Linked DNA regions of Mus musculus: region 2 is linked to region 1. The links are chromatin loops, found by intact Hi-C in ENCODE. Cell type or tissue: gastrocnemius. All regions are shown on one strand. Links, peaks and the distances in the headings refer to the core of each region. The heading gives the core; the rest is flanking DNA.

The links. A loop is a pair of places that touch in the nucleus more often than their neighbours do. Peaks named below come from ENCODE experiments on the same cell type or tissue, not always from the same donor. Only the 100,000 strongest peaks of a DNase experiment are listed, where the experiment ranks them.
Region 2: it touches region 1 in a loop (2.5-fold over the local background); 13 of 42 quality-filtered maps call a loop at or near these places.

Annotation. Positions count from the first base shown.
Region 1 is chr12:12,168,821-12,184,875 of GRCm38, forward strand. No RefSeq gene overlaps it. Among named protein-coding and RNA genes, the nearest start is that of Gm34348, 29 kb to the left of the region's middle. RefSeq lists an enhancer at 10,276-11,098. In gastrocnemius, for the core only: a CTCF peak has its summit at 7,624 (motif pointing right); DNase peaks (open chromatin) are centred at 7,658, 7,838, 9,785 and 10,634; H3K4me3 peaks cover 607 bases; H3K27ac peaks cover 2,669 bases.
Region 2 is chr12:12,253,971-12,266,539 of GRCm38, forward strand. It overlaps Cyria (CYFIP related Rac1 interactor A), which reads left to right and starts at 8,207. Exons shown (of 12, transcript NM_001146119.2): 1 at 8,207-8,268. It overlaps Gm40838 (a long non-coding RNA gene), which reads left to right. Exons shown (of 3, transcript XR_872478.1): 3 at 268-329. In gastrocnemius, for the core only: a CTCF peak has its summit at 8,899; DNase peaks (open chromatin) are centred at 8,244, 8,869, 9,514 and 9,746; H3K4me3 peaks cover 3,834 bases; H3K27ac peaks cover 3,653 bases.

The DNA.
Region 1 (16,055 bases), core at 3,725-11,724:
ATGTTAGTTAGTCCTAATCTGAGGAAGCACTGAGAACTCAGTGTGATCTTTCTCATCCTTTCTAAAAGCATAGCACTGTGCAGGGCAGTGGTGGCACACGCCTTAAATCCCAGCACTTGGGAGGCAGAGGCAGGCGGATCTCTGAGTTCAAGGCCAGCCTGGTCTACAGAGTGAGTTCCAGGACAGCCAGGGCTACACAGAGAAACCCTGTCTCAGAAAAAAAAAAATCATAGCACTATTATCATTACCTTTTCTTTCTTTGATGATAAAACTTTATACTTTATATTGATAAAACAATTCATAGAAATGAATGTTTTCTTCACATTCCCTCAGTTCTGCAACTCTCCTTAGGTTCCGAGGGCACAACTCCTACAAAGTGATGTCCTTGCTTCCTCTAGCCTCGTAAGTTCAGCTCCAGGGACAGTGAGTGCCTAGAGAGCAGAGTGACTGCTGATTTGACATTGTGCTTCAAGAACTTCTTATAGACAAGGTGCCGTCCTCCCCACCCCACCCCACCCCACCCCCAAGCTGGTGCTTAGGAAGTGTTTGCTCAAAGGAAGGAAGGGGAGTCATCAAAAAGAAGTGAGTAGGAAGGAGAAAAGAAGAAAGGACAACAAATGGGAGAAAAAGGAGAAGGAAAGTGGAAGAAAGGGAGGGAAATGGAGGAAAGAAGAACACAGAAAGTCTTGTGGTATCCAAGACCATGGAGGGCAAAGCACCTAGGTTTACTTTCTTCTTTCTTTCTTTCTTTCTTTCTTTCTTTCTTTCTTTCTTTCTTTTTTTTTTTTTTTTTTTGTCTGATGGGGATCAGCAGACAGCTTTTGCCTTCTGCCCTTGCCTACCTTCTCGAATCCTGCTGGGAAGGTTTGAAATCACGGACTCCTACAGCAGCCCTCTTCCTTCTCTATGTATCTTCTGGTTGGAATGACCTTAAGGGAGATTGTCTTCTGCTCTTGAACTCTTTTACAATTTTTTTTTTTCTTAAAATGTGGTCCTCAGACATCCTATCCCATAGCCACTTAGAATGCTTGTGAACCTATGCTTCCTGGAGCCTCCCTGCAGATCTTCTAACCTGGGATTTTCAAAGTAGGGCCTAGCTTCCCAGAATCTCAGGTGCATATTACTTTTTAATTGTGTTAAATGCCTGTTAAGTTGACAAATGTTAGATATATTTATTAGAAACCATATTCTATTTTGAGATGTGTTATTATCCATTTCCATCACCTAATGTTTTGTGTCTTTTGAATAAAAAAAGAACAAAAACAACAACAACAAAAAAACTAGTCCCCACTTCTAGCTTCTGTCATTTTAGAATCACTGTTCTATTCTATACTTCTATGATTTTTGGATACTTTATTTTATTTAAAACCTTTTAATTACTAGCGAGCATTCCACATGCATACAATAAGATATGATCATATGGTGCCCCATTTCCACTTCCTCTGCCCCCCATAACTCACTAAGTTCAGTAGTGCTGCTTATATGTGTATGGACTTGAGGCCGTTTGCTGAAGTATGGGGATTTTACCAGTTACTCCGAAAAGAATTATTTTCCCTCTCCATGATTAGGTAATCTAAGTTAGAAGAAGATATCCATAGTCTGAGAGCTTCCAGAATACCACAGTCACCCAAAAGACCCCTCAGGATATTTAGGGCAAAGTCAGTCACTTCAGATTGACTTTACTCAGAAGGGACTGTATGTCACAGGATAATGGCCTCTCCTTCTGGGCCTGAGGGCAGACAGCTGCTCCCCTCTGGGTGACAGAGCTTTAGTGACAGTTCTTCAGAGTATCTGACTGAATGTTCCTGGGTCCTGAGTGGCTGCCTAGGTAAAACTCATAAGCAAAATAATATATGATTGAAACTCTCTCAGTAAGGGAGCTCCGTTACAGGATAACAAACATGGCCTTGGTAAAATTCCATTTACGAAGTTCTCACTAAACCACTGGACAGAAAGAATTATGGCAGAGCTGACCTGGGAAATAACAGGTCACAGATAAAATTTATTTGGTGCCTCTTCCTAACAGGAAGTAAGAAGCCATCTTCTATAATTCACTTTTTTAAGACTAAACATAGAAAGATCTTTTCTTTAAGTCTAGTTTGAAAATGCTATGTGACCACTTGTGATTTCCCCAGTTGTGGAATTTTTCCAACAAACCTGCCAAAGATCTCTACTCAGAGCAAATCCTTGAAATAAAATAAAAAGTCTATGAATGAAGTGTTTTAGAGAATACTTTTAACAAGAATCATGAGTCTACAGTATGCTTGCAGCTGTGCGTGGGCACACCTATTTGCTATACCAAGGGAACACGCCTGTTATTTGGGATTTGAATAAAAGTAAAAGTACAAAAGGAGAAGAAGAAAGAAAGGAGTTAGAAGAAAGAAGATGTTTGTGCTCCCTAGAAACCCTGACATCCACTTATTTTCCAGAGGTCGGGGAAAGAGGAAAAATAGCAAAGATTGAGAGAAGCCCCTGGAGTTAGTTTTGCTCACACCTTAAGAGAAGAAGAATCCACAATGAGGCAAGTGTGAATACAGGAGACCAATTAAGATGCTTGCAGAAACAACCCAGGTACAAGGACATCGTAGCTGGACCAGAGGAATGGCCTAGAGGAGAAAGAGCAGCCTTCGGTTGCACTCTGAAGGTAGAACATCAGTATCACATCACTTCAAACCTTAGCTATGCAGCCACTATCTTGTGAAAACAGGCTTTCCTTTGCAGCATTTCTCAATTGTAGGTCACAACCCCTTAGGGGTCAGGTGACCCTTTCAATAGTGTTCTATACCAGATGCCACACATATCAGATATTTACATTGCAATTCATGACAATAGCAAAATTACAGTGATGAAGTAGCAACAAAATAATGTTATGTTTGGGGGTCAGCACACCTTGAGAAACTGTGTTAAAGGGTGGAAGTCTTAGGAAGGCTGAAAACCACTCACTTAGACTCTGCGGGTCATTTATCATTGAGATAAGAGTTGTTTTGCTGGCAACCTCACTGGTGGCTTACACTAAGGGCTGATGTCCTTTGTGCCTGGCTTGTCTTAGTTTCTTTATATATCTCAATATGGGATTGCATTTCAGGAACTGACTTGTACCTACGCCTCACATATAATGTTTCTTTCTTGGGTCTTGTATATGTTTTTCTGTCTTAATGAGGTTTCAACTATTCTCTGAGATAATAATAATACCAAAATAATTCTGTAATCTGAGGACAGATGTCTTTTAAACAGTGCCAGTAACCTTTATCTTCATCTGATAGGAGGGGGTAGCAAACCTAAGTTTAAGATGGGTACAGTCACAAATCTAGTCATGAGAACTAGGGTTCAAAGCCAATTTTTGAGGGCCAGGCCTATGTTCCTAACTAACATCCCTTCCGCCTCCCTACATAAATGTGCCTCAGCACTCATAACTGGGATTTTGAAAGAGGGTGATTCATAAGTTGCAAAAGTATAAATAGCATTAATTTGAACATGGTTAGGAGTGGAGCTTGACAAACCACAAAACCACATTTTTTTTCAGTCTTTCTCTAAAACAATTTCGTTTTCAAATGTCACTTCCATTCTGGGTGCTTACCCCAACTGGTTTGAAATGGGAAGGGACCACTGATGTCCAGACTTTTTGCTATCATGAAAGCTAAGATCCTGTTGCTATGGCCTTAGCCATTGAGAGTGTAATGATGGGTGGTGTTTGCATTACAGGGACAGGACCCAAAGAAACACTGCTACTCCCATTCTTATCACGTTTCCACTTAGAGCTTGAAAGTCACATCTGCATGCGTGGGATATGAGACTCACTGCAGAAAGTCAGGTGCCAGGTTCACAAGACAGGCAGGGTAGATGGCAGAATTTCAGTCACCAGCATGATCATTTAGGGCAATAAACACACTTTGCACAAGGCCAGCTGCGACCCACACATGGTGCCTACGGACTGAAATCAAAACAAACACACCTAGAAAGATCCAAGTCTTGCTACTTAGACAATCTGTTAGTGACTGTCTCTCCCTGTAAGATGACAGTAGCATTTCCTAAATGTTTGTAGAAAAGTCATTGGAAATTTCTCATCAATTCCACTCAATCTTCTTTTTTTTTCCAAGCCAGGTTACCATGAACCTCGGATCTCTGAGCACTTCAGTTTGTCAGTGAGAGGCACTCACAGGGGAAATGGAATGTATGGGTGAGGCAGACACTGCTATCTGGAAGGTTAGACATGATGCTTGTAAGCCTCTTCAATCTTCTTGCTAAATGTATGGCATATCCCCATATGCCCCTACAAGCACTGGTTTCTCCACCTGCCTCACTGCTCTAGGATGAGGTCATCCCTCACTATCTATTCTCCCATGCCCCATTTACAGGAACCTAGACCCGTCTGCCTCAGCTCCTGGCACATTCACACAAGCATCAAATCTGTGCTGTCTTCTCTTGGCTTAACCCTGGGCAATTCAGATGATGACACCCACGGGAAGTAATTTACCAGAAAGAAATTGCTGTGTACACAACAGGGACACAGCTCATTGTGGGCATGAGGGGGATGTCTAGGAGAAGAGTGCCATACACTGGAACCAGTGGGTTACAACAATGACTCCCTTCTGTCATTGCATATTGAGCAAGAGTCTCTACTGGTTATACCTAAAACTGACAAAGAATCAGGAGCAAATTTGTAAGTTTGGAAGCCTGGATCTAGAGCCTCTTTAGCAGCGTAGCTTTTGCAGAGCGTGTAAGACAGCTTTCTGGCACTGTTATAAATATCTGTGATGAATCAACTTATAAAGTAAAAAGGTTGTGTTAGCACCTAGCATTAGCAGGTAGTCAATTGTCAGTTTGCCCAATGCTTTTGGGTATGTAACAGATAGGATAGCACACTACGGTTGGAGTCGGGGAGGATCTTAGAGGAGACTGCTTCTCTCAGGGATGGGAAGTTTAAGATAAAAAAAAGGAACGAGAAAGGAAAAGACATCAGTCTTATGATTCCCTTTGAGGGGAAGCTTCCAGTGAGCTAATGACTACACATCTAAAGTTTTTGTGGCCGTATATGAGCACTCAGCTGAGGACCAGGCCTTTAACCCATAAATTTTCCTTTAGGAATATTTAAGAAACAAAGAATAACAGTAAGGTATGGACCCCTTAGGGCTTTAGTTAAACTCTCTCTACACTTCCTATGAATTCACTTACAATAATAACTCTCATTTTGAAATTTTGCTAATATATGCATAACATACCTAGTTCAAATTTGACATGCCGTGGGTACCAAACAAAGGTTAGTTAAAGGCGTATTCCAAGATCATAGAGTTATTCATAGAAGCCGGTAAGAAGGATGGAGGATGACATCGAAGAATGTGTTTCCCAGACACAGCAGGGTACAGTAGACATCTCAAACTCACAGCAATTGTGACAGCATGCAAGAGACCTGCCTAAGCTCAGTCTAAATGGAATCTCAGTATGGAGGACAGGATATCTGCATGGAATCCCACCCCTGGCAGAGGAGATATTGGTAGCTGAGGAAAGAGGGAGACTCGATTTTCTTTAATGATGTGGCGCCTGGTAGGTTGGCCACACTCCAGCGCAGGCCCTCTTTCCAAGAGCAGTAGGGCGACGTAAACTAGATACGATGGAGAAAAGAATAAGTTAATAAATATAACATCAAGTATTACAATGATACAATTAGTGAATCATTGTAAGTGAATGGAGAACATTGAAGGAAGATGGGGCAAGTACAGAATGAGACCAGAATGTCCAGCTTCGTCCTTCCCATGTGAGCCACGTGTGTTTGAAGAAGGCTGCCAATGAAACAAAGACCATCCTCACTGAGGATTAAGGGAGGAAGAACCTCTGGTCTGGTGCCTTTTGTAAATAGACAACCCATGCCCAAGAACAGCTGCACGAGAACAGTATGTCAGCCTGGCTGTGGTGCTGCACACCTTTAAGGCCAGCACTTGGAAGGCAGAGGCAGGTGGATCGCTGTGAGTTTGAAGCTAACCTGATCTACAGAGAATTCCAGAATAGTCAAGGCTACACAGAGAAGCCCTATCTCAAAAAAGCAAGCAAGCAAACAAACAAAAAACCCAAGCTGTTTTGTCTAGTGTATATTGCCAAAGGGAATAATTAAATAAATTAACTTTATTCAATAATTCAGAATTCCATCAACCTATGCCACCTTCAGTTTTCTTCTTCAGTCTGACTAAATGTGTTCCCTCCAAAGTCTCCCTATGCAACTACCAAAGCATGCAACTGCCACCATAGACGCTAGGATGGATCTCATTGGAGCTAGCCTGGGAACATACCCAGAAAGGACATCTCCTCCTTAACGAGAGGTGACATAGTGCCTGCCATTGTTGTGACAACGTTTTATACTTATTACTTAATTATTTAAAAAGCTATGCAATGTGCATTTCTAGTCTCACCTTACACACCAAGAAGCGGTGGCATAGGGACACATTGCCTCTGGCAGAATGTTCTAGATTTGGGTCCATTGTCTCTGTCTCTCTGAATGTGGAGCTTACTATGCTGGGTAGTCAAAAGACATAGCCACAGCTGGTGTGTCATGGATAGCCCCAATGATAGAGACACAGAGATGTTAACACCAGGGCTCAGAGAAGTGACTCCAACTTGGTAGGGTGGTGAAGGACTTTCTGGAGGAGACGAGCTGGTGTGAAAGTGGAGACTGGCAGTGCCATAGCCTGGGATTCACGTGAGTTATAAATCAGATTGTGCCTCTGGCCTGGCTTCCTTGCTCTTGCCCTGGTGTGCTCTTCCTGGCCACTAGTCTATCACCTCTTGAGTCTTCTCCACGATGGGACCTGCCAATCTCACCCCAGACCTACAGCCTCTACACACCTCTCCTCTACCTTCCCTGAATGTTCTCCCTGCTTTAGTGCAATCCTCCTTGACCATGCTCATGGGCCTCACTTAAACTTGTCCTCTACCAAATTGCCCTACTTATTTTCTTCAAAATACACAATAGTGCCTCAATTGTCCTTCGACCTGTGCCTCTCTGTCTCTCTGACTATTACTTTTCATTAGACTGTCAAGCCCTGTGAGGTTGTTTCTATGCAATGTGTTCACAGTTCAAATTCTACCGTCTAACTTTTGGACCAGCTCCAGGAGAGCTTTGGATGTGTCCTCTGATTATTTGTAGAAGACTTCCTGTAGCAAGTAGGACTGAGATGGAGCCCAACCGAGGGAGATTTAGAGGGAAGATGCTGGTCTTCTCTTCCTCTGAAAGAAAGCAAACATAGGAAGGACTTCATGGCAGGTGTCCCAAGATGCTAGAAGGAAAGAATTTCAAATCAGTAACCAACATGCCTGTTCTGCCTCTTCAACTTGTCATACAGACTGAGAAATTCCCTCTCCCCTCCCTGGAATTGGCTTCATCTGAGAAATAAGTGGGTGGGTCTCTAAACAACTCTTTAGCACTCAGATTATAGAAGGTAAACTTTCAGCATCCTTAAAGGCCTGATACCACACACACACACACACACACACACACAACCCTGTTGCCCTTCAGCCAATCCTTCAGGGACAGTGGGACATCTGCTGAACAGAGCCTCATGGCCATTACAAAGCCAGGGTTCTTACTTCATGGTCCCTGCGAATTGCAACTACTCCATTTGGCCACCAGGGGGCATCACTTACCAAGACACTGCAGTCCTCTAGAAGGTCGTTTGAATGCCCTTGAAGCTTGACGATCTGCAAAAATGTAACTCAGATATTTTGCAAAGGCGGTAGGGTGCTAGCTCCCAGGGGATGAGAAGGAATTCACACATAATCAAATATCAGAGAAAAGTAAAACGTGGGGAGGAAGCTAAGGAAAACCGGGCTCTTCACAGTGTTTGCACCACCCGGCTTGGTGGGGGTGGGGCTAAGCTCTACCTCGGTACTTATTCAGACCTAACGGTCCCCCACACCCCCACCTCTGCCTCCTTGACCCTGCACTACCCAGTGCAACCTCCTCCCACAGCTGTGAACTCCAGGCCAGGAGGATGTTGCAATCTTTGTTTTGAGGGGAAACACACACTCACAAGACAGTTGTTTCTCTGACCCATGGGGTTTGGCCTGTGAGCCCTGCAGCTGTTTCTACAGGAGCTGAAGGCAGACAGGGCTAGAGAGACAAAGTCGGGAGGCCATCTCTTCAGAACCTGGGTCTGTCTCTCACAGATTCATCAAATTGCAATGAATTCTTCATCTGGCCAGGCCTTCAGGAGACAGAGTGGTCCCATTTCCGGTTACCACCCGATTAACAGGCAGACAGAGGTGACTCATAGGTACGGTCAGATGATAGAGGGAGGACAAATGGCCCACCAAGAGGAGGGCAGTATACTCTAATTCTGCTGGGGGCTCAGATTGGTCAGGCTCCTGTAGCTGCATGAGTGGAGGAAAAAGAAATAAAAGGAAAGAATTTGACCCCCTCCTTGGAATGGTGGAGGAGAAAGGTTATTGTAGATAAAAGGGAGAGCAAAGCCAGAGGTAGACACATCTGGGCAAGTCCACAGAGGTAATGACTCTGAGCCTTGTGAGGAGTGGGGGAGGGGAAGGAAAAGGATAGTGAGGGGGAAATGGTTCAGCAGCCAGGAGGCCTAAGGAATGAAAGGGGCAAGAACCAAAATGGCTGGATTATTCAGAGAAGAGCCTCTGGGGGAAGGGCAGCCCAGCCCCTGGAAAATTCAGACTGTAGGGCAGAGTATGCAAGGATACCCTGTAACAGGTAGGGACTGAGGGATGCTGGGAGAAGAATCTGGCTGTGGGGTCGCTTTGATATGTTAAATAAGCACTATTGGCCTTTTGTCCCAGAGTTTGCAGCTTAAGGGGGGTGACACAGGAGCTGAGAACAGAACAGAACAAGGATGTAGAGAACAAAGGCATCTGGCCATTAGAAAAAGCCGGAAGCTCAGGAAGGGGAGAATTTCCATATAACTGGGACTTTGGTGTTAAGAGAAGGGACACCTGGCGCAGAGACAGGGAGGTGCTGAATGGCCAGCAGAGAATCCCTGTGTGGTACTGGAAGGTGGTCCCACATTACCTGAGTGATGGACAGTTGTCATGGTGCTCTAAGTAGGAGAATTGCAGAGCCAATCTTGTGGTGGTGGTACAGAGATGGGTGATAAAGAGATGGGTGGTTTGAAGCTGCTTAGGGGAGGGCCTAAGCCAAACTTACAGGTTGCTGTTCTACGACGGCTTGAAGATGCCTGACCGAGGGCTGTGGCCACAGAACCAGAAGAAGCCTGAGAAGCATTGCTTACCAGCAACGTCAGCCAAGGAAAAGCCAATCCCCTTTCTTGGTCAAAGCATCCTTCTGATAATGCCATGGAAGAGTGACCCTCAGGATGCAATGCATGTGTAAATTAGCCTGTGTTCTCTCCAGCTAACAGACAAGGACATTCAAAGATCTTGTCATCTCTCCTCTTTGTTCACTGATATTTTCTGATGAAATTGTTTGAAAATCCCAAGTTTAATATGCCTCAGAACTGTCCGAACCCTAGCTGTATACAGTGTCATTTTCCGCTTCTCAGGAGTCACTGACCTCAGTGAAGCATCATAAATGCACAGAGGGGACGAAGCCAGAATCAAATGGCAGGAAATAAAATACATGACAGTGGAGCAGGGAGGGTCATGGGACTGACTTACTTTCACAGTTGTTTTTACTTAGTGTTTATATCACGTCTCCACGGAGTGTAGATGGCCCTCCTCCATGCTCCCACTGCCCCTCATCAGAGGTAACTCAGAAGCAAGGAGGGCAGCCAAGTGCTGAACATGTGAGAAAGGCTCCCTCCAAGTCCCAGGGCCTACATCTGCTGGATGCATCTGTTCTCTGAGTACTTTGCAAAAATCAGGGCACAAGCCCCAGCTGCTTCTCAGCAGAGAGTCCTACAGGGAGGGAACACAGAACTTACACTGAAGAACTAGGCTGTGCTAGCTGCCTCTCTATTCATATCCAATACAGGTAACTACATAGACAACTTGCAGAAGGACAAAGAGGGACTGGCTCTGCTCTTTGCAAGATGCCAAGGGTGTTTGTGGGGTACACACCACCAAGAAAATTCTCCCCAAACTGAATGACCAAAAAATGAGACTATTATTCTCGAAAACCCAGATATAGGGTGCAGTTTGGAAACTATTGTATATGTCATAGAATGGGAGGCAAGACTGTCGGCTTATAGTCCTGACTTCATAGTCAAACAGCTATATAAACTTCAGCCCATTACTTGGATGGTCCTAGGTTCAGGTCTGGTTTCTGGTTCCCCAGTCCTCATGCATCTGTGACAAATGAGAGGGTTTAAAAAGATGGACCTCTGTACTCCGATGTACTATTCTGGTTCCACCAAGACTATATCACTCACTGATTTGGTCTGGATCTTCAGTTGAGGAGAGAAGATGCATCTCAGATAACCAACAATCACTTCACGCCCATAAATCAGGAGGTGGTGTTATATGCTGATGAACAAACACCATCCTGCAGAGAGATAAAGGACAAAGGGACGGAAACACTGGGACTGCTCAGGGAGTCAGATGCCAGTGGAGTGATGAGGCAGGGAGAGTGCTGAAGGCTGATGAGAGACACTGAGTAGGATACTGCAGGCAGAAGAAGCAGCGGGTGCAGCGGTGGCTGAGAAAAGCACAGTGCAGGCTCCTGTCCACTTATGAAAGCAATGCACGTGGTGCTGGCAGGAGGGGCATGGGGGCTCTTTGTTCTTAGAAGCTACTCCGGCTAAAATATGGGTCATGCACTAGGGTGAGCCAGAGGGAAAGAGATTGGATGCTGGTTCCTACAGAAATCCAAAGGAGACACGGAAGCGTTATGTACCTCAGCCACTTAAACCTTTTAACAACTTTTGTCGCCACAGTTATTATCTCCAGTTTAAAAACAGAAACCAGGCAACTACAGTGGGAAACAGAAACCAGACCCTTCATGAAGAAATACATTGTTCAGCTCAACACTGGTCACCAGGACTGCTAACTCCAGGAGCTCATGGCATGATGGAGAACGACTATGTGCTAAAGAAGGAATCAAGACAGTGGAGCTAGAAAGATGCAGATGAAAATGAGAACGATGTATAGAGTCGACAGAAAATGCAGTGCTGATGGAAGAAGGTCAGGAAAGTGCAGTCTCCTGACAGTGGATGGGGACAGCACATACACTCTATTCACTTCCTCCAGCTTTCAAAGCAAAGTTATATTGCTAAATAAAACGGCGCATCAAAGCACCATAAACTTGTTTTCTCCCAGTTCTAGAGACAACAATGAGCAGCTGATAACCATTGGTGTTTCCTGCCTGACAGTCGCATCACCCTGATCTCTGCCTCCATTTTCTATGGCCTCCTTCCCTTCTCTCCTCGCCTGAGGGAGAACCCTTATTGCTGGACTCTAAGCCCATGGTAATTCAGGACTATCTCCTGTAGGGGCTGTCAACGTAATTACAACTGTAAAGATCCTTTTACCAAATAAGGTCACATATTCAGGTTCTGATACATGAATATTAAAGGATGCATCACTGAGTCTATAGCACCAGCCAAGGTCAAAAGTTTCAGAAGAAGAAGAAAGAAAAATTATCCTTACTAAACTATCAAGAGTCCTGTGTATTTGCAATGCCAGGATGGAGGTGATTGTGAAATTACTACAGACAAATATCCGGTAGGTAGTTGGACCTAAAGTCATGGGTGCACTGTAAATATTGGAGTTTCAAACATCTTTAGTAAGGTTGCTGAACCAGTGGGCTGGGGGTGGGGGGTGGTAGCAAGAGGTGGAAGAGAGTAAAGAAGAGCTCATTAAAATGAACAAAATTTTAAATAGATAAATAAATATAAATAAATAAATGCACAAATGGCTTGAGACTAATGGGGTGGGGTGGGTAAAGAGGATGGTTCACACTGAGAAAGAGAAAGTATCCAAGTTCAAGTTCAAGAGACAAGGAATGGGTTATGTTGACAAAGGCCACCAAACAGCCAGTGGGAGAAGCCTTGAAAAGCAGCTACAAGACACTTGTGGCAGATTTTGGGGGACCTTTAGAGACATTGTCTCAGGTGAGAGCTGAGAATCAGACACAGGTGTCAGGACAAGTCTAATTGTGAAAGAAAAAAAAGGAGAAGGGTGCCATTTTCAGAGGTGATGAAAGATAGAAGCCATGTGAACTTCAGGGGATGATCCAGGAAGAGGAGGGACTCAATGGCACCACACTGCAGGAGCAAGACTTTGACAAAGCATGAGGGTGAGGGAATGGGATTGTCTAGGGCTGGGACACATGGCACAGGAAGATTGCTTCTGTTGTAGAGAGCAGTTCTGCCCAGATAGTGGTAGAGTAAGTGCTATGTTAGGAAGTGTGAAGGCAGCAAGCTGAGAAGAATGGAACCTGGTACCACCTGCTTTCTCTTTGAAGTAAGAGATTTTGGTTATCTTGCCTGGAGTGAGTGGGAAGTGGTGGGTGGAAACTTTGAGAATTGTCAGGAGTGTTTTAAATAGCTGCTCAGGGTGAGAGCACTGATAGGGAGACAGAAGGACTGCTTGACACTTTTCGCAGACCATGATGTCCTCAGGTGACAGTCTTCACAGTGGTGTGAATGTCCCTAGAGGGATGAGGTGGTTCCAGAGAGGCAGGCTGGGTAGGGACACATGACAAGAAAGACTGATAGAAACAAATGAAGACAAGAGGGTGGGACCTGAAGCCCATGGCGAGGATAGAAAGAAAAGGACAGGGAAAGAAAGATGACGGGGCAAAGAGAAAGAACAGAGAAGGGGAGGATGCCTTGAAGGGACAAAAGGATTCTGAGCAGAAAACCATGCACAAAAAGATTAGAGAGATACAGTGGAAACCAGCCAGGGCTTCATAAGTGAGGGAGGCTGAAGGCAAATGTCAGGGATAGCAGCCTATTGTAATATCAACGGGAACACACTGCAGCCCCGAAGATCAGGAAAGATGCTATTTTAAGTTAGGTTTTCCAGAGGAGGAACCTGAGCTCCTGCAACTGTGGTTTCTTGAGGGGCATTCTTGGGGTAGGGACTAGGCAAGGGTGTGCATGTTCTTGTCTGGACATGTTTCTGCCTAGTCCAAGAGCAATCTGGAAAACAAATTGAATCATAACATTGGCACTACCACTGGAACTGTGGGCAACATTGTGTAACCCCATGTCAGTGTTGGCACCTTGCACAAGTTGGCCAAGGATTGTCAAGGGCTATTCTTCAGAAAAAAAAAAGAAAAGAATGAAGCAGTTGGCAGCCAATATGTATAGCCCCGAGGAACTGTTTCTCGTGGCATGAACCTCTGAAATCACAAAGACCAAACCTCTTTACTAACTGCTTCATCACTAGCCGCTTAGAAATGCTTCTGAGTAAGGTACCAACAGGCTCTACTATGGATGTCATTCAACTCTCAGTCCTTCATGCATAGACACAAGGAGGGTCAGAAGGTACCATACCGGAAACTGCAAGTGATATCAACCCCTTTAGAAGACAGGCTGCTTGGTAAACAGTCTGGGAAACCAGGGGAAATAGTTCTCCATCAAATCAGTAGGTCCAAAGGACATAGAGAAATTTCTAACCTGGCTATGTCAAGACATCAGCTCATACCAATGAGCGGGACAATTAGTGAGGCAGGACCACTTGTCAAGATGTCTCATTTCACCTTACCTTCGAGCATGTCTTTCTAGCTGAGTACAGGCAAGACCTGTCTCTCCAGGGTCAGTTTAGACAACTAGAGATACATGTTCCCACATGGGAAATTCACAGTGACAGAATATAGTTTAAGAAGCCCACGGTACACCAAGTGACACAAGTACCACTGGATATGTCAACCTGGTGAGCCACACCTGGGATGCATCTCTGCAGCTGTTGGGAGACAGTGCTAATATGCCTCTTTCAGTGTGAGAACTTGTGTCCAGGATTTGTGGGTGACTAAATTTCTGAATCTTTACACAGCTCCACCATCCTAAAATAACTGTGCATAAAATAACTGTGTAGGACTGGGCACCACAACTCTACATACTGATTGGCTGTGAATCTCTGTAATGAACTCCATTTGCTGCAAAGAAGAAGGTTTCTTGATGAGGGGTAAGGACTGCACTAATCAATGCGTATAAGAACAAATATTTATACACTATTGCTAGGGATTATTCTGGTTGTGTGTAAAAAATTAGTGGTTATAGATTCTCTTCTAATAATAATGAGTACAGTAGCACTGATTAATTAGCTAGGTTTCCTGTAGTAAGAATAGTATTCCTGCAATTGAGTGGGTCTCAACTCCAGTTAAAGAGCAGTTGGGTTCCGCCAAGGTATGCATGGACTCTATTGCACTGATAGAATTACCATGCCATGCTGGTCATTGATGTGGGTCATAAGTGTCACAGCGGGGTAGAACTGATGGATACCTTCCTCCTTTGGTAGTTTGTATGATGCCTTGGGATACCATGAAAGTTAATCCTCAGAGAGGTTATCATTCACTTCCAGCTCAGGGTCCTCTGGCTCTGGACCTTCTTTGAGAGGGCTTGGAGGGAGGAAAGGAGATGGAGAAATGTTGTAGTTAAAACACAATCTCAAAAGTAAACAAGAGGAAGAGCTGGGTGTACTAGCTTTTCTCATGCTACTTAAAACTCCGGTTTTAGACAAATTCCTGAACTTCTCTGACTATTATTTTCCTCATTTCAATGCTGAAGGATTCCCTAATCCACTTTTCCGGGACTTTTTTCCCACACTAAGGAAGGTACTGGAGATAGAAACACTAGGAAAGAAATCTGGAACCACAGATGTGAGCATCAGCAACAGAATACAAGAGATGGAAAAGAGAATCTCAGGTGCAGAAGATTCCATAGAGAACATGGGCACAACAAGCAAAGAAAATGCAAAATGCAAAAAGACCCTAACTAAAAACATCCAGGAAATCCAGGACACAATGAGAAGACCAAACCTACAGATAATAGGAGTAGATGGGAATGAAGATTTTCAACTTAAAGGGCCAGCAAATATCTTCAACAAAATTATAGAAAAAAAAAAACTTCCCATACCTAAAGAAAGAGATGCCCATGAACATACAAGATCAGGAATTTGAGGGCCATATCTAACCATGATAAAAGCAATCTACAGCAAACCAGTAGCCAACATCAAAGTAAATGGTGAGAAGCTTGAAGCAATCCCACTAAAATCATGGACTAGACAAGGCTGCCCACTTTCTCCCTACCTATTCAACATTGTACTTGAAGTCCTAGCCAGAGCAATTAGACAACAAAAGGAGATCAAGGGGATACAAATTGGAAAGGAAGAAGTCAAAATAACACTTTTTGCAGATGATATGATAGTATATATACGTGACCCTAAAAATTCCACCAGAGAACTCCTAAACCTGATAAACAGCTTCAATGAAGTATCTGGATATAAAATTAACTCAAACAAGTCAATGGCCTTTCTGTACACAAAGGATAAACAGGCTGAGAAAGAAATTAGGGAAACATCACCCTTCTCAATAGTCACAAATAATATAAAATACCTTGGTGTGACTCTAACTAAGGAAGTGAAGGATCTGTATGACAAGAACTTCTTGTCTTTGAAGAAAGAAATTAAAGAAGATCTCAGAAGATGGAAAGATCCCCCATGCTCATGGATCGGCAGGATCAATATAGTAAAAATGGCTATCTTGCCAAAAGCAATCTACAGATTCAATGCAATCCCCATCAAAATTCCAACTCAATTCTTCAACGAATTAGAAAGGGCAATCGGCAGATTCATCTGGAATAACAAAAAACCTAGGATAGCAAAAACTCTTCTTAAAGATAAAAGAACCTCTGGTGGAATCACCAGGCCTGACCCAAAGCTGTACTACAGAGCAATTGTTATAAAAACTGCATGGTACTGGTATAGCCACAGATGAGTAGACCAATGGAATAGAATTGAAGACCCAGAAATGAACCCACACACCTCTGGTCACTTGATCTTTGACAAGGGAGATAAAACCATCCAGTGGAAAAAAGACAGCATTTTCAATAAATGGTGCTGGCACAACTGGTGGTGATCATGTAGAAGAATTCGAATTGATCCATTCTTATCTCCTTGTACTAAGGTCAAATCTAAGTGGATTAAGG
Region 2 (12,569 bases), core at 4,570-12,569, 86 kb after region 1:
CCAAAGTGTCAAATGAAGACATTAAATGAGGCTGCCTCCAATTCTGTGTCTACTCTCAAAGATAGTGAAATATTTAAATACGTATAATAAAAGGCAGGGTCCCCTTTCCATCTAGGACCTCCCTCCCCTCCCCCTGCACACAGATTAAATAAATGCACTGGAACCTGGGTAAGAAAGAAATGCAAATCAGAAATTTGCATTTATGTATAAAAATATGAAAATCACCAGATTTTCTAAAAATCTTCCCATCTCTTCTCGTATTAACAGATGGGACACAGTTTGATGGAGTCGATCAGAGGAAGCAGCTGCCATCTTCGCAGCCACACCGCATGAATGACACTAATGAGACAGGTGAAACTTGCAAGAGCCCAAGAAGTGCCTCAAGAAACCACTGCTGCTCTGCCAGGGTCATAGTGGGCCTGTTTGTGGGTTTGTCATCAGCTCCAAAAATAGACCATGTGGGTAATATTTCATCTAATGATGATGATTGTTATTTATAGCCTGCCCCAGCCTGGCAGGCAAGTGTCCCAGAAGAACAAAAAGATGCTCAATATAATTAAAACAAAGAAAACGTAGAGGTGTTGGCATACGAGAAAGGGAGCTATTCACTATCAGAAGCAGAGCAGTCTCTGTTAGATTTGATGAATTATCACTAATGGGATGTTTATTTTAGGATCACACAACATTTGTGGGCGTATTGTTTGATGCATACACAAAAATGCATCCTAATATTTCTCTTCTGGTAAAAACAGAAAATGTTCTGCGCTACTCTTCCAGGTTTGCATTTGTTTCATATCCCCATAAATAATTTGAAAGCAAAATCCTCCTAACATAGAGGAATACAGATTAATTGTATGGGTGCTTATTAAGGATACATTATCTTTCTAACATTGGGAATGCAAATGTGGGGTGTGTGTGCATGTGTGTGTGTTTGTATTTTGCATGTGTATGATTTCTAAATTAAAATTCTGTGATGTGTGCTATGAATTGAATTGGAGTTCAGGAAAGACTTTGTTACATCTCATATGAAAAGGCAGATGTTTTACAAAGGGAGGAGGCTGCAAGGTACAAATGCAGAGAGGTGCCATGTAATAGTTTTCTTTTAAGATTATGGAGACACTAGAGGGAAGAATAATCATGTACAGACAATCATGAGTTCTGTCCTAATGTGATGGGTAGCCATTGAAAGGCTTCAGTAAGGGAACTGCCACACCATGCTTCCTTAAAGAGCATCTCTGGACCTGTAGGTGGACAGTGAATTGAATAAAGAAAGAATATCATTGAAATACCATTCAGAAGCCACTAAAAGTCTTTCATACATGGCTTGTGGTAGGTTATGGGAAGATAAAACAGAAGATAGAGGCTGTGGAGATGGCTCATTTGCATAAGGCTTACTGCACAAGAGTGAGGACTAAGAGCTGGAATACCCAGAATAAGATGACTAGTCCAATTTTTGAGGTCTGGGTTCATGAGAGAGATCCTGTCTCAAAATCAAGTGGGGATTGACAGAGGCAGACAATACACATCAACCTTTTTGTCTACAGACACATTGATACACACACACAAAAGATAAATGTAAATTGTTACTATATTGAGTTCCCTGTAAGATTCAATAATCTAAGGCATTCCTCACATGGTGAAAGAGTTAAGAGAGACAAACACTAGAACTTGAAAAATGTCCAAATGACTGCTTACATAGTGATTGTCACATACAGTCATATATGTGTACATATATACATGTAGCATGGCACACTTCTGTGTTAGAAATATTGCCTGACAAGAAGCCCCATGAAGTCAGCTTAATTGACTGTGGTAAGAATCCTAATGCTATCTTCAAACCCAGATTGTGTTTTCCAGATGCCTACATGTGGCAAAATTTTTGGTAGTCAGAGAAAACATCTTGACCTATGTCTGAACTAAAGTCTATCCACTGTTCATTAATATGTCTCTTGGGAAATAAAGTAACTCTTTGTAAGATGGAGAAGAAGAGTAAAATAAGACGGGAGAGAAGGAAGGAGGAAGAGGAGGAGAAGGAAGCAGAGGAAGATAAGAAGGATGAGGAAGACAGGGAGGAAGAAGAGGTAGATATCCAATAGATTCAAGCTTTAGTCCACAAATGTGAGTCATGAAACCTTTGTTGGTCTTTCATGACTATGATTCAGATTGATGACTTGAATAAGTTATACCAAGCCTTAATTTTCTGAACTATAAAATGGGTACAGTCATAAGTGACCCCTACTTATCTGTTTGTGATGCCACACAGATGATGGGGGTATGCCTTTAAAATGCTCCAACCCTTTGCTCAAGGTTTACTTAGTGTGTCATTACTTTGTTGGTAGTGATTTTGAAGATTATGTAAGCTTCAGGGGTGGTAAGGTTAGATCTCCTAAAGAGGCTGACTCATTTGTCAAAGGCACCAAAATTGATACAATCAGCAATTTTGGATTTAGTTAGCTAGCCAAGTATTGAGGTCAACTAACCTATTAAAATTATGAGAGGATTTGTACTTAAAGGAGAGAAGTCCTTGATAGTAGAGATAGTAGAGAAATACTATTTCTAGTATTTCTATCTAGAAATAGATTTAGGATTGGAAATACAGTAAGAGTTCAAATTTGGTAGCTTGAGTAGCATCCGGCACTGTGCTGGTACTCATTCATTTCATGGATATTTTCTCTTTTGCTCCAATTTCTGTTCATCATAAAATAGGCACTCATTAAATGTCAGTTGCATACACAACTCTTTCTGGCCAGTGCTACGATTAACACTTTCTCAGGTTTGGTACAAGGCTATGGAAAGAGAGAAGAATGCTCATGCCCCATTGCTGTAAGGAGAAAGAAGACTGCCTAGATCTGCCCACAAATTCAGTCTGTCAAGCACCGAAAGTTTTCCTGACTTCCTGGTTTACAAGTGTTCACTTTCTATTAATACTGGTCCATCCTTCTCCCTTTTAATTCTTGGGCTATATGATTTTCTCTGTTACTGACAATCACTTTACTATGCTTACACAACACCTAAGTTATTGACCCCACTTTTCTTTTATGGGTGGATGGATAGATGGATGGATGGATGGGTGGATGGATGGATGTGTGGGTGGATGGCGCCTACATCTATATGCCTGGCTGTGTGCCAGATGAGGGGTTTACTCCAGAGTGCTCCTTATATTCAGAGTTTAGAGATCTAGTAAAACCAAACTGAGTCTTGGACAGCCCTCTGAAACAATCAGACATATTTTGTACAGCTTTATTCATAGGTGTATACATTTTGGCAAACATCTAAAAGAAGAAAGTAGTGAGACTGCAATGAATTGTCCACTTACTTCATTGCCATTTGCTGAATGTTACCTTTTTATGTATTGGATATTCTTTGGGGTGCTTGGAATTATAATACTGATAAAGCATAAATCGTGGCCTCTCAAAGTCCATGATTTGGTTGACAGGCATATGTAGGTTGCTTATTATTTAAGAACTCCATAGTTTTGAATGTATTACGTTGTTGAAACTTATTTTTACATAAGTGCAGGGGGCTTTGAATGGCCTTTGGTTTGGTGACTTAGTCTCTGGGAGCTCCCAGGGGTCCAAATTAATTTATGCTGTTGGTTTGCCTTGTCTGGACTCAGTCAAAGAAGATGCATCTAATCCTGTAGAGACTTGATGCCCTAAGGAAGGGAAATACCGAGGGTGGGGGGAACGGCACCCTCTCAGAGGCAGAGACAAAGGGGAGGAGGAGAGAGGAAGAACTCTGTGAGGAGGTACTGGAAAGGGGACCAACATTGGGGTTGTAAATAAATAATATCATCAACTTTTTTTTAAAAAAAAATGTATTTTTAAAGCCAAACGATCATGGAGCATGCCTCTAATCCCAGAACTTGAGAGGCAGAGGCAGATGATCTCTGAGTTTGAGGCCAGCCTGGTCTACAGAATGAGTTCCAGGACAGACAGGACTACACAGAGAAACCTCTGACTTAAAAACAAAACAAAACAAAACAAAACAAAACAAAACAAAACAAACAAACAAACTTATTTTTAGTGACTGAAGAAATGTCTCAGCAGTTATGAGCATCTGACACTCTTACAGAGAACCTGGGTTTGATTCTAGCTCCCACATCAGGCAGCTTATAATTGCCTATAACACCACCTCTGCGATATTCATTGCCCTCTTCTGAACCCTGTGGGCACTGAACACATATTGTACATATTCTCTCTCTCTGTCTCTCTCTCTGTGTCTCTCTCTCTGTGTCTCTGTCTCTCTCTCTCTCACATACACACACACACATGCCCCCACACATTCACACATGCACGAAATAAATAAATACATATTAAAATCTGATATCTGTCCCCCAAACTAATACTTATTCGTGCTTTTGAGGTTTTTATTTACTTTGTCTGCTTGTTTGTACTGTTTTGCCTCAACCAAATACTTAAGTCACCTTAATCCACATGTTCCTATCGAGGCTGAATGAGATGATGGCCACTGCCTTCTCAGTTCTTCTGGGTTAGCCTGTGTTGTACCGTTCTCATTTCTGTGCTTTTCGTTGACAATTTCACTCTCTAAAGTGGCCATAAAGCACAGAGCCAAGTACGATACAAAGTTTCTCCAAAACAAGAGCCAGGAGGGCTATGATGCTCAACAAGGAGAAAATAGGCACATGAGATCTGACCAGGGAGAGTGCTATTGGCCAGGGTTCATTGCCAGTGAACCAACCATTTATATTATGTGTGGTGTCCTTAAATAGGAAACATGGCTGTTTGGTGACTATTAGGTGTTGATGAAACTGCACCTAGAGACTTATGGCCACCAAATCCTATGTCTCCCCTAGAAGCCATAGTCCACAGTCTGTATCCAACAGTCTCAAGTGTGATGACTCGATAGAACACAGCTACTGTGAATAAGGAGAACTGGCCATTTAATCATCTGATTTCCTAAGCACAGCTAAGTAGGGGTATGAATGAAATGCTTTGGAAAAAGTCCTAACAGGGGGGTTGCTTCTGAGTCCAGCCTTTAAAACTATAAACAGATGTTCCATGGATGATCTGGATGGTGACAGGTCATTCAAGGATTGGAGGATTGAGTTTGAAGAAATTTGACTAGGAAACACCGGACAAATGAGCGTCTAGAAAAGCAATGAGGCCAGAGAACTTTAGTCATAAACCAAGCCACAGGCAGGAGCTTTCAATCACTACAAAGTTTCTCTGCATAGTTGAAGCTATAGTTTTTGTATTAAGGAAATATGCAGCATGTCGGCTGTGAAAATTGGCTCAATATTCATAATCAAACCTAGTATGCTCCTGCTCCATGTTTCCGTAGAAACCCCTAGTTACACAAAGGGACCCTGGCCGGCCATTGGCAAGAAAACTCAGTACTGCTGGAGGTCACTATAATGATGCCGGGGGGGGGGGGGGGAGTACAACATAATTCCTGGTGAGATCAGTGAGCTGAGACAGCAAAGTATTGTTCCCTTGTAGCACATAGGACGGAGAGTACTACAGCGGATCAGGATACAGAGTCCCTCAGTCTCCCCACCATGCCCCTATCTATGAAAGATACCGCCTGCCAGTGCATCTGAACCTAGCACGCTCTTGACATACAGTGCAATTCAGAGCACACAAGAGAGTGACATTCTACACCAGCCCTTCTTTCATAGTTCCAAAGCGGTTGGTATATGTGCTCACATCAATCTCCTAACTCAGGCTTCCTAAGTCCCATTTTGTAGACAATGGCTTCAAATGACAGAATAATCTTTTTAGAGTTCACACAGCTTGTCCCAAGGATCCTTAAGGAATCTTCAGGTGTTTGTTGTTGTTGTTGTTTTTACTTGAGGCTTAGTGGGGACACTGTACAGCTCACCCCACACCGGGTCTCCACTCCCTGCTCCAGTGTGCACGGTCTGCATACTGCAGTACCTCCCTCATCCCGATGTGAACTCTGCTTGTCCTGTTTGCTGCCTGTTGGAGGCTGGGCATTTAACAAGACTCTCAGCATTTAACAAGACGCCCTGAAGCTTCTGGTCTTATGGTAAATTTCTTCTATTCCAGGTCTATGCGGCAACATTTTAATTCCATCCTCCTTCCTGTTCCACCTTGTTATAGCCTGGTCTGACAGAATATCAAAGGCCTGGAACAAGCCCTCAGCCATCCCTTGGTACAGTTCCTGGAATTTAGTTGATGTAGTCTATCAAAACAACAATAAAACAAAACAAAAACCCACCACTCAAAAAGGATGTTCTTGAATTTAGTTGAATTTAGATAGTAAGCTCAGTTCATGTGAACCAGTATATACTGTGAATGAATACCACCCAAAACAAAGTCTCAACTCACCTGCCCCTAATTGACAGTTTAATTTCACTGTAATCTTTATTATGACAGCTTCTGAACTTGTCATTAGCATTACTGATAAAGTTGAAAGACTATTTCATCTGATTATTGTGTCTTAAGAAACACTTAATTATTAAATTCCACACTGATAATTAGAAAGCCCTATTATTTCGTAATGGACTCAGCAATACTACCCAGGTATCCCTCAATTACTGAGACAGAAGCCGCCTCCAAGTGTGCTAAAGTGAACTCGCACACACCAAGTAATCTCTACTCACCAACATGAGCTGTGTTCCTAGAGATGGAAAGGTCTGCTCAGCTTCCAAGATGATATAGTATTCCAGGTATCAATTTGTTATCTGGGGCTGATTCATTCATGACCTCCCCAAAGCCTGGCCAAAGTTGAAGGCAGACAGGATAAGTAAAGGAGAAAAGGTGCAACGGAGGTGTGTGTGTGTGTGTGTGTGTGTGTGTGTGTGTGTGTGTATGTGTGTGTGTGTGTATGTGTGTGTGTGTGTATGTGTGTGTGTGTGTGTATATGTGTGTGTGTATGTGTGTGTGTATGTGTGTGTGTGTATCTATGTCTGTGTATGTGTCTACTTGTGTATATCTGTGTCTGTGTGTTTCAGACAAACAAATCAAAGCTAAGGTCATGGCAAGAAAAATTCTAATAGAGCCATAATAACATAAAATAAACTGTCTTCAGATGGACAAAAAATAAGATGAGTACAGGTGGGGGGCAGGGAGCTTGAGAAACTTATGCAACCCAAGGACCATTTCCATGTAGGAGACTATATTATTCTAACTAGACTGTGCCTGTCTAGATCCTGTCTGAATTCTTGCCAAAACTGAACCAAACACTCTACTGCTAAGCAGTTCCTGGGAGCCTGTCAGAAACGCAGACTATCAAGAGCCTCAGGAGACTTAGGCGGAGTAAATTTGTCATGGGGACTCATACTGGCCTCAAGCAAGGGGATAGAGCAATGCTCTCCCTGAAGCACCTTCCACTGTTGGAGCCCCAGGCTTTTCCTCCTGTTCCCAACCCACAAACTCACTACCCAAAGAAGCCATGGCTGTCAGCACAAGGCCTGACACACTGTGAAGGTTTAATACTGTATAAATTGTATAATGATCTTCTCTGGTTGGCTGACTGGGAAAAAGAGCAGCCAACCTAGGTATCTGCAAGGCAAACACACATACAGGGGCTCTGACTCACAACCTGTTTGGCACAGCTCGGTCCTCTGGGCTTCCGGAATCTCCCTTTCTGTACAAAACCTCCTCGGCAGATGTTTTAAAACAATGATCTGTGACAATGAGAGCTGTAAGCTACTTTCTCCTTACCTCGCAGAATTTTAAATTCACTGTTTAGAAGACCGTTGCATTTCATAGGCTAGGCATCATTTGGGAAGACATTTTTTGGGATCACATTCAATAACGGTGGCCTTTAAAGCTAGGCGTGTGTTACTAGGACAGGCAAGGGAAGTGTGAGAGCAAGCAGGTTCACCATCCAAAGTAACCTGGGGCCAGGGAGGGGGAGCACTAGTATCAGTGTGAGTGTATGCCAGTGGCCTATGGAGAGTGTGTCTTTGGGGGTGTTTTGTTTGTATTTTGTTTGTCTGAGGGGAAAAGTGGGTAATGAAGGAATTTAGGCCTCCTAGTGAATAGCAAGACAAGTGGTCCAGGCAGAGAGTATTAACATTAGCTGGGAGGTACAGTGCTAACTCCTGGGTGCAGATCCTAGTGCCTAGCCTGGCTAGAAGTGAACCGGCCCTCCGGGTGACAGCAGGGTGGGATTCCAAAGCCAGGGAGGGGCGGGCGGGCCGTGGGGCGGGCCGTGGGCGGGGCGGGGCGGGGCTGGAAGTCGACTCTCGGGCTGAGGCTGCCGCCGGAGAGGCATCCACAGCAGCGGAGCGGGCGGCCGAGCAGGAACGAGGCGGCGACAGCGGCTGCGACTCCGGTGAGCGTGGTGCGGACTCGGCTGGGGCGCGGCAGGGATCGCGGGCTGGGACTGGCAGGGAAAGGCGCTGCGGAGGCACAAGGGCCTCCCGGGCGCCGGATTTGGTGGAGCGGGGCGACTGTGGCTCTCTTCGTCCGGCTCGCGACGCCCTGCAGCCCCGGGCGAGGGAGGGAGGCAGCTAGCTCACGACTCGGTCTTGAACTGTTCTTCTTGGTTCCCGAACACAGAGGTCTGTGCGTCCATTGCTCCCTCTCTCCGGGTCTCTCTCCTGATTTTATTTCTTTTCCAGAAGAGTCCCTTCACCCTTCAACCACTCCCACCCCTACCGCCACCCCCCCGCCCCTCCCCCGAACCTTCATCTCCAAAGCTATTCTTCAGGAGACCCGCGATCTACCTCCTCCGGGTTCCCCTGCCAGGGCCATGCCTCTGCTCCCCATATTTCTGTAGCCCCAAGCGTGGATGAAGCCTGTTCTGGCCCCTGCACACCTGTACCCTTTTGCTGCCACCTGCCACAGAGGTGCTTAGCCAGCAGGCAAACTGCTGTGCCTAGGACCTCCTCGCCTCCGCGGTATTCACTCCCCCTCATGCCAGAACTCCTAACTAGAGTCCAGCAGGAGGAGACTTTTCCAAGCTGGAGCTTCGGGAACAATTTGACCCACTTCCCGAGGCACTGGTCTCAGGCCAGCCATGCTTTTTTGTAGACACACCTGTCTTATTTGCCAGCTGAGAGACTGGCAAGAACACCTTTTGACAAAAATGTGCCAGCCTGTCCCCTATTCCTTTTCCAAGCTGTTAAACTTCTTGGCCTATGTCCCCAGAGACGAGGTCTAGGGCATTTGCCATTTAAATCTGCTAAAGCTCTCACCCTCGCCCCCAACCTACATCTCTGTGACGATCCCCAGAATCCTGTCAGCCATTACTGGAAGAGGAAGGGTCCAGTACTGATAGAACCACCATTCTGAGTTTTTCTGGGCATGCTTTCTCCTCCTATGCGGGTGATTACCTGCCTACTTCTTAGAGAACCCCAGGCTCATAGGGCTCCCCTGAAGCCTAGTGGTTTTCTTATTAGAAACTTTCCCTACTCTGACCAATCATCACCTCTTCCAGATTGTCCCATGCTATCTGCACAGTGCTGAGTCTCCAGGGCTCAGGGAAAGCTGGGTTAGCACCATGCAGTTTGAGAACCTGTGCATAGCAGCAAGAGGAGGGTGGCTCCTAGCCAGGCCTCAGCTTTGGGAAGACCAGCCTGTTAGGATTGTTCCCAGTCAGACTAAATTTCACACACTGGTTGTGAGGGCTTCGTGTGAAGAGAGGAGGCAGACCAGGGGCTGTTTTTCCTGCCTGTTTCTGACTGTCTTGTGTTGCTATGGTGACAGTTTTGCCTCTTCCTCCCCCTGACTCTTCTGGGAGCTGGTTTTTATTGGTCTGTTGTCCTGTCTTTTATGGCTCTAATTTCTTCTTTCTACTTGCTCTGAAATAAACAGTCATAAACATGGGCACTGGGCCCAGGCTGGGGGCTGGCAGAATTCACCTCCTGTGGGCCCCTAGCTCCTGTGAGGAGAGAATACTGAACAAGCAGGGGTGGGATAAAGCTACCATGCACTTTCTTGCTCTCAAGCTTTGAGGAGGGGACAGTAGCATCCCGTTTGGTAGCATCCTTCTGGATATGTCAAACACTTGTGATAGCTCACTGGGGAGCTAGTGTTCTAGGGGAAGGGTAGCCCCCATCTCTCACTTTGCATCTGAGGTAAGTAATCTCAGAGCAAGTGAGCTGTTTCCCATGGGCTCCTGTTGATGTGAGCACACAGTCAGCTCTCAGATTTGATCAATGAAGGGTAGTCACAGAGCTGAAACATGGGTCTCTCTGCCTCCCATCCTGCTGTGCTCCCAGATCCGTCTCCTAAAGGACTTCCCTGCACCAGGAAGTAATTAGGAAGGGTTCCAGTCCCCTAACCCTGCAATACATGCTGCCTCCCATGCCCTTTGGACATCCTGAACCCCAAGTGCTGGGGACCCAAGTTGAGAGCAGAGTGAAGCCACTTGTGACTTCCTGTTTTTACTCAGCACTGAGAGGAATTCAGTTTGCTTTTGCTTATGCTCCCAGGGCCTAGATGCAACCGGATGACTCAAGGACAGAGAGCCAGCCCTGAGTAAGGAGTTCCCAGAGAGCTAACCCAGTCCATAGAATCTGTCACCCACTGTCCCCTGTTCGCGACAGTCTGCGGTGAAGCTGCTCCTCCCTTCCTGGTTCTTTTTCTCTTCCTTGCATTTTCTCTCTCTCCCCTTTGTATGGCAAAGTTCCGGCTTGTTGAATTAGAGCAACATGTACAGACAAGGGTATCAACAGCCTCTCGGTCAGCTGTTGACCCAGAGGAAGTCAGTTCACTCACATGGACCTCATTCTATCTTTCAAATAGACTTGAAGCATCTTTATCTTTCCTGTTGGGTGCTGCTTCTTCTTTTAGAGTGAAATGGATTAGACTACCTGCTATGATTTGAATCGTTGGAAGGCTGAAAGACCTTAAGCACCTTAGGTTTTCTTGGGAGATCTTAGGTTAAAGAGATGTCTGAGCCACTGTTGGCAGGTTGAAAATTTTAGGATTTTAAGTCATAATCATTCAAGACTAGTGGCATTTTTTTCAAGTTATTTTGTGGAGTCTTCATGGAGTCTTACTTATACGCTTCATATTTATGTACCAGGTACAGTGCAGGGATCTCAGAGACATGACACCCCCTCCTAAAAATGTGGTCTGGTGGAAAAGGAAGACCTGGAAATAGATTTTGTCATGCAGTCAGAGCAGTGTCTTGACAAAGGGAAAGGTGGTGTGGAGTTCAGAGATGGCTCTTAGTCAGATCATCCCTTAGGGTTGATCAGGTAGCCTCGCTTTGTGACTGAAATACAACTAACCAACTACTGTCATCTTGAAAGGCCCTCATTTAGTCTTCACAGAATCGAGTGATTATCAAAGAGAGCCCCTCCTTAGCTTCTGGTGAGTATATCACAAAGAGGCAGTCCTGTCTGCCTCTGGGAGCTTTGACTCATTCATAGTAGCCTCTGGTTCCTGCTTAACCTTGGTTAAAAATCCCCTCTATGGTGCCACAATAATTGCAAGGCTAGGTCTTAAAGTGACTGGAAAGAGAGAAGATGATGGAATCAGGCATGAACTTAAGCTCTGCTGTAGTGTTTTCTGGCTGTGGGGTCCTGAAAGTCTACCTGAGCTCACTGAGTCTCCATTCTTGTAGCAGTAAAATTCCAATACTTACACTTGTCTTCTTCCAGATTAAATGGTCTTATGTATTTATAGGGCCTGGCATGGTGCCAATCTCACAATAGACTTGCTCTTATTTACTCGTATTGATTAGAGAAGAGTTCTCCTGTTAAGGGGCTTCTGGGTCCTCTCAGAATCCCCAAGGAGGGCTCTCTGGATGAATCCTGGCCCTTGGAGATCCATTCATTATCTAGGAAGGTTAAAAATTGCCCGCAGTCAGACTCCTAGCTTTACTGGTTACTCTTCTAGTTATCTCTCACCAGATAAGCCAGCTTCTCCACCACTAGAGCAAGTGCCAGTCTCTCACACTTTTTGAAGTGGAAATGCACTTCCAGAGTTGCAGGAATGCAGTTTCCCCCCTGTGAGAATCCTTTAAAATAAATGTTTACTCATAAAGAAAATCCTGGACCTGTTTAGCTGCCCCCCGCCCACTTGTTTTTAAATTTATGTTTATACATTTGCTTGTCTCTATTCTAGATTTAAAGAAATGAGGACAGGGAGGTAAAATCGCATCAGCTAGTAAGTGGCAGGGCCAGAATTGAAAACGAGGTCCTGCGTACTCTTTGTGCCATGGCATACAGTCTTGTCATTTTCTTGGCTGGTATGTCAGAGAACCAAAATAAGTGTGTTTGGAGAATACAAGTGGATTTTAGTAAGGGTGGAACTGGTCACTGCTGTAGTAACTCAGACTCATAGTAAATATTTAGAGAGCTTATTAGGGTTTTGCTCTCAGTGCAGCATTAACAAGGCTTTCTGCATCTGGCTGCAGGATTTCTTTTTACAAGTGATGAATAGATGGACACTCTGACACGTCTTAGTCAAGAAAGAATAGTTGATGAAATTCTAAGTGGTTTTTTAATTTTTAAAAAAAATTTTTTGCACAAAGAATGAATTGTTGGTTTGTCAATAATATAACCCAAATCACTGGGCAGGTCAGGGTTTTATCATTGAACATGTGAATGGAAAATATCACAAGTGTTTCCCTGATATGTAGACATAGTGACAAGAGATAGAACAGCGTTGGAACGGTTG